Linked DNA regions of Homo sapiens: region 2 is linked to region 1. A link is a contact called in ENCODE Hi-C or POLR2A ChIA-PET data. All regions are on one chromosome and are shown on one strand. Each heading gives the region's core, a stretch centred on a gene start or an enhancer-like site at or near the end of the contact. The rest is flanking DNA. Distances are from core to core; before and after follow the strand shown. Region 1 overlaps DSCR9 (Down syndrome critical region 9). Region 2 overlaps TTC3 (tetratricopeptide repeat domain 3).

Region 1 (2,925 bases), core at 173-2,672:
GAGTATAACTTTGTAACTTCAGCCTCTGATTGGTTGCTTTCTGCAACTAATCAGATGTTTGCATAGGGTATAGCTTTATAACTTCGCTTCAGCCTCTGGTTGGTCCTCTCCTGCAACCAATCAGACTGATTATGGTCCACTACTTCATTTACACAAGGTGTACACCAAGTAACCAATGGGAAACCTCTACAGGGTATTTAAATCCCAGAAAATTGTGTCACCGGGCCCTTCAGCCTCATGGGCTGCTCCCACCTTGTGGGTGTACTTTCATTTTCAACAAATCTCTGCTTTTGTTGCTTCCTTCTTTCCTTGCTTTGTGTGTTTTGTCCAATTCTTTGTTCAAGAACGCCAGGGTGACGTAACAATTCAAACCATGAAGAGGTAACAGAGCCCTTCGCGCGTCTCAACACGTGGTGACGCAGCTAATAACCTGTGATGCATACATGGGAACAAATGCATAGAAAAACTTGTCAATGACACGGCAAAGTAAAACCCAAATGAAGCGAGGTGAAAGAATGGGCTGCAGCGCAGGCAAAACTGCACCACGTTACAGACTGCTCGCCTGGGATGGAACGGTGGGGAGGTGCGCAGACGGATGGACAAGCGCCTGGCAAAATGGATTTCTTTTCCTAGACTGCTAATGCTACTAACAGTTCCCTCCTCACAGGGTCGCTATAACGAGGTAACATACAGCACTTAGAAGACGGCCTGACCCAGAATAACACTAATGTTCACATGGCTGCGAGTCTCAGACCAAAATCAATAGCCGGTATCTACTGAAACTGCAGCAAGGCGAAACCACGGGAATGGCGCTCCGTTGAGTAGAGCAACGCACAGCACATCACATCGCATCCTCCGTAGCGGGAGGCTCTGGCCTCACCGCAGCGGCACTTCCCGGAAGAGCCCAGGATATTCGGGGACCCGCACCGGACAGGCGGCCCAGGCCCCCTGGCGCCCAGCTGGCCGCCCTGTTGCAGCTCTCATGCCAAGACCTGCGCCTAACGGCAGGGATTCCGGCGGTCATCATTTATTCTTGGCGCTAAGCTGCCGCTTCTCTTTTTTATCACCACAGAGTAACGCAGACCCCACCGTTTCCTTCCATTCTGAGCCAACCACTCCAGCAGCCACCGGGGCGCCAGGTTATGCTGGGGCTGCACCACCCGGCCCGAGGCTTTTGAAGCCACGCCTGAGCGCGGAGGATGGGCAGGATTTGCCCCGTGAACTCCCGCGCACGCAGGCTCCGCGCGAGGCCCGGGCGCCCGAGCGGCGATTCCCTCCCCTATCACCAGCTCCAGGGTGGTGCCCCCCGGCTGTGGAGCCCAGACCCCGGCCGTCCAGCAGCGTATAGACGAGCCCATGTCTGCGATGTAACTGCACCGCGCTGGGGATCCACCTCCCGCCAGGGTGAGGGCGCCGTCCTCCAGCGTATGCTAGGCAGGCGCGCCCCGCCCTCCTGGTCACGTGACCACGCCTACAGCCGAAGAGGATGGGAAAATGCGGCCCTGTTCCTGAACAGGAAGCGGAAGCAGGAAGGAACTGAGAACACCAGCATCTGCTGCCGCCCTGAATCAGCGTTAGCATGTGGAGGCAACCTCAGCCCCCAGTTTTTGAAGAAGGTGATTCAGATTCAGACACAGGAATTATGGTGACGGTAGAAATGGACTGGAAGGTTCGTTCCCCTTGCCCACCAAGACTCCAGAGCAGGTGGGTTCTTGATGTCTACTCTGCATGAAGCCCTGGGCTTTCCGGCCCTCCCTACTTTTCCTCCGAATTCACAGCACAGCGGAGCCAAAATGTATTCCTGCCAAAACGGGCATTTCCCAAAAGAAAATATTGTTTTAGATTCATTGTTCACAGCCTCTTTTTTTTTGTTGTTCATTTGAAGCAATTTTTCTTTTTTATTATTATACTTTAAGTTTTAGGGTACATGTGCACAGTGTGCAGGTTAGTTACATATGTATACATGTGCCATGCTGGTGCGCTGCACCCACTAACTCGTCATCTAGCATTAGGTATATCTCCCAATGCTATCCCTCCCCCTCCCCCCACCCCACAACAGTCCCCAGAGTGTGATGTTCCCCTTCCTGTGTCCATGTGTTCTCATTGTTCAGTTCCCACCTATGAGTGAGAATATGCGGTGTTTGGTTTTTTGTTCTTGCGATAGTTTACTGAGAATGATGATTTCCAATTTCATCCATGTCCCTACAAAGGACATGAACTCATCGTTTTTTATGGCTGCATAGTATTCCATGGTGTATATGTGCCACATTTTCTTAATCCAATCTGTCATTGTTGGACATTTGGGTTGGTTCCAAGTCTTTGCTATTGTGAATAATGCCGCAATAAACATACACGTGCGTGTGTCTTTATAGCAGCATGATTTATAGTCCTTTGGGTATATACCCAGTAATGGGATGGCTGGGTCAAATGGTATTTCTAGTTCTAGATCCCTGAGGAATCGCCACACTGTCTTCCACAATGGTTGAACTAGTGTACAGTCCTACCAACAGTGTAAAAGTGTTCTTATTTCTCCACATCCTCTCCAGCACCTGTTGTTTCCTGACTTTTGAATGATCGCCATTCTAACTGGTGTGAGATGGTATCTCATTGTGGTTTTGATTTGCATTTCTCTGATGGCCAGTGATGATGAGCATTTTTTCATGTGTTTTTTGGCTGCATAAATGTCTTCTTTTGAGAAGTGTCTGTTCATATCCTTCACCCACTTGTTGATGGGGTTGTTTTTTTCTTGTAAATTTGTTTGAGTTCATTGTAGATTCTGGATATTAGCCCTTTGTCAGATGAGTAGGTTGCGAAAATTTTCTCCCATTTTGTAGGTTGCCTGTTCACTCTGATGGTAGTTTCTTTTGCTGTGCAGAAGCTCTTTAGTTTAATTAGATCCCATTTGTCAATTTTGCCTTTGGTTGC
Region 2 (2,925 bases), core at 167-2,666, 40 kb before region 1:
AGGCTCACATTCTGTGAAGTTTGCTGCTTTGTTTACTGCTAGTATGGAGTTGGGGATATTATCCATTCTTTCATGTGACAGATATTTCTTGAATGTTCTCTTAAGTGTCAGGCTCTGTGCTGGTCTTGTGGGGCGTTTCTGCAGCATCCTCTTCTTGAGGCCCTTCTGTCTGCCATCACTTCCAGGGCCTCTCTTGTGCAACTGGTTTGTTTTTATGTTTTATATTGAATTGTACAGTTCATTATATTTTCTCTTTGACCTTGTCTGCCAGAAAGTTTTCATGTTATTTCTAAAGAATGGTTAGGACTGCATGCCATTCATTTTTATATTACTCTCACTCATGGTTTTGTATTGTCATTCCTCTCTCTCTATTCTGTTTTCTTTATCTGCTTAGCATTCTTTTTATTTTGTCTTTTAAATATTTATGTATATATTATCTTTTTTTTTACACCATGGAATACTATGCAGCCATAAAAAATGATGAGTTCATGTCCTTTGTAGGGACATGGATGAAACTGGAAATCATCATTCTCAGTAAACTATCGCAAGAACAAAAAACCAAACACTGCATATTCTCACTCATAGGTGGGAATTGAACAATGAGATCACATGGACACAGGAAGGGGAATATCACACTCTGGGGACTGTTGTGGGGTGGGGGGAGGGGGGAGGGATAGCATTGGGAGATATACCTAATGCTAGATGACGAGTTAGTGGGTGCAGTGCACCAGCATGGCACATGTATACATATGTAACTAACCTGCACAATGTGCACATGTACCCTAAAACTTAAAGTATAATAAAAAAAAATGGCTTTATAAGGAGAAAAAAAAAAGAATGTTTTAATTTCAGTAAGAATGAAACAATAAAACTTTAGAAAATGTAAAAAAAAAAAAATTAAATATTTATGTATATATTATCAAAGGTACCTCAAATATTTATTTTAGAACAACACTGAGGTTTAATAAAAAAGATAAGTTTTTTCCTAATTGAGAAAAAGAAATTGTTTATAGTTATGTCAATAAACTGTAATATAGCAGATACAGTTGTGTATAGCCTATTTGTTTTATGCTAAGTTTGAAAGAAAAACGTTCAGGAGATCATTCTGTCTTCCATGCAGTCAGAAACAAGCTCGTGATAGCTGACCTGTTTAGCATTGTGAGGCAGCTATGGCATTCAGCAGTGGTTAGTACAAACAGAAGATGAACTCATGTGGTATTTTCGTTGCCTGAGCTATATGTGTATGTATGTGCACATATGTTTATAATACTTTGTGCTTCTTGATACTTGAACTCCCTTAGGTACTTGTTGCCAACTAGGTTCTTATGCCTCAGCATAACCTTGTGGTTGCACATAATCTCCCAGCCAAAGGGATGGATCCCAGGTGAGATCATTGGCTCAGAATAGGAGCACAGGATAGGTGAGAAACAAGATTGGCTTGGCTGCCAGCAGCAAGGCATACAAATTCACATTGGTCCTGGTAGAACCGAACCAGGTGGAACACAGGATTCTTAAGTAGAGTAGGCATGGTGGTCACCTCAGTCACAGTAATGACTCAAGAAATTCAGGATCAACAAGGTTGCAGCTAAGAAGATGTGGGAAGAACTGGTTCCTATGTTAAAGGGAACATTACTGAGCTGTTGTTCAATTTTTGCCACCTAAGAACAGTTGTCCTGTGCCAAAATCAACCTTATCCCTGCTGTAGGATTCAGAAATCTTAAAGGACCTTGACTGGTTAGCAAATCTGCCTTTAAAAAACATGAAAACCTTGGTGTCTAAGGCTGAAGAGGGAGTAGTGGTCTCTTAAGTTGATAGAGCTTTTGACCTGAGGGCCATGATTTCCTATGGAATCCATGTAGGTTGACTTTAGTGTCCTTTCTTACAGAGAAGACCTCGAGTTTCTATAGCTGAAATGACCTACGTGTGCTCTAAGCCTAAGCAGGAAGTTCAGGCTGTAGGGAACCTGATAGGAAGTAAAAAATTAAAAGTTTCCCTAAAGCAAATGTGAAGTTAGGATTTCATTAAGCCGTCATTGATAATAGTGAGATTTTAAACTAGAAAATATTTGTTTCCTTTAAATATTGCTTTGATTCACGTTTAAATTAATTATTAGAAATATTAACATAGGGAATGTTTTACTTATAAGTGACTGGTATTTATAAGCATGTGCCCCACCCAAACCCCTTGCTACAATTAAATAGATGATACTTCAAAAAAGACATCAAACCTTTAGAGAATGTGTAGATTCAGAAGTTTCAAACCAGCAACTACATAGGAAGTTGACAAAGAGGGTTAGGTGTCAAGTGGTGCTGTACCAAACCCTCCAGGGGAACGGTAACTAGCATTGTCTCCAAAGAGGTTTTCATTTCTCTTTGTCACACTGCCTGAAATTCTGGCAGGTATCTCAACCCAAATGCCTTTAATGACCAGCAAGAGGATTACATTTATATTTATAAAAGCAAACAAAAACTATTGGCCTTGCCAACTAAAACATGCATACACTCCCTGTAGATTAGAGAATCATTTAGGCTGGAGAGTAAGTGTGAACACTTCTGGGCACGTCGGAGTGGTTCTTCGGGGTGTCTTACTGTAATCAGGTACACGTAGCGGGTAGGATGTGGCTGTCTGGTGTGACTTGGTGTCCCAGGCTTGGCTGGGGGGCATAGTCTGCCACAGGGCGCCAGCTTGGGAGTGTGTTCCACTGAACTTAGGTCATTGTTTAAGCTATGGCACCGTCACAATTCTAGCCTTTCAGTCTCTTTTGTTAAAAAGTATATTTTGCCATTTATTTAAGTACTTTCTAAATGTTTTTAGATCTCAAAGACGGAATTAGATTGGTTCCTTCAAGATTTGGAAAGAGAAATTAAAAAATGGCAACAGGAAAAAAAAGAAATCCAAGAAAGACTAAAATCACTGAAGAAGAAA

What was found. Hi-C counts contacts between places; a loop is a spot of excess contacts on that map. ChIA-PET counts read pairs that join two places held with the same protein, here RNA polymerase II (POLR2A). Pooled maps may share reads with other maps.
Region 2: a pooled map shows a loop between it and region 1 (2.1-fold over the local background). The contact joins two enhancer-like sites. A Hi-C loop is called at or near these places in 3 of 50 pooled maps. POLR2A ChIA-PET finds 5 or more read pairs at or near these places in 2 of 52 experiments (activated CD4-positive, alpha-beta T cell and activated CD8-positive, alpha-beta memory T cell).

The regions. Positions count from the first base shown.
Region 1 is chr21:37,219,894-37,222,818 of GRCh38, forward strand. DSCR9 (Down syndrome critical region 9) reads left to right here. Exons shown (of 3, transcript NR_026719.2): 3 at 345-1,843. Among named protein-coding and RNA genes, the nearest start is that of DSCR9, 13 kb to the left of the region's middle. RefSeq lists an enhancer at 997-1,146. Within about 2 kb of position 1,423, at least 38 of the 41 ENCODE cell types and tissues checked have a DNase peak (open chromatin) inside an H3K27ac peak, as active enhancers do.
Region 2 is chr21:37,179,960-37,182,884 of GRCh38, forward strand. TTC3 (tetratricopeptide repeat domain 3) reads left to right here. Exons shown (of 46, transcript NM_001330683.2): 36 at 2,815-2,925. Among named protein-coding and RNA genes, the nearest start is that of TTC3-AS1, 13 kb to the right of the region's middle. Within about 2 kb of position 1,417, at least 2 of the 41 ENCODE cell types and tissues checked have a DNase peak (open chromatin) inside an H3K27ac peak, as active enhancers do.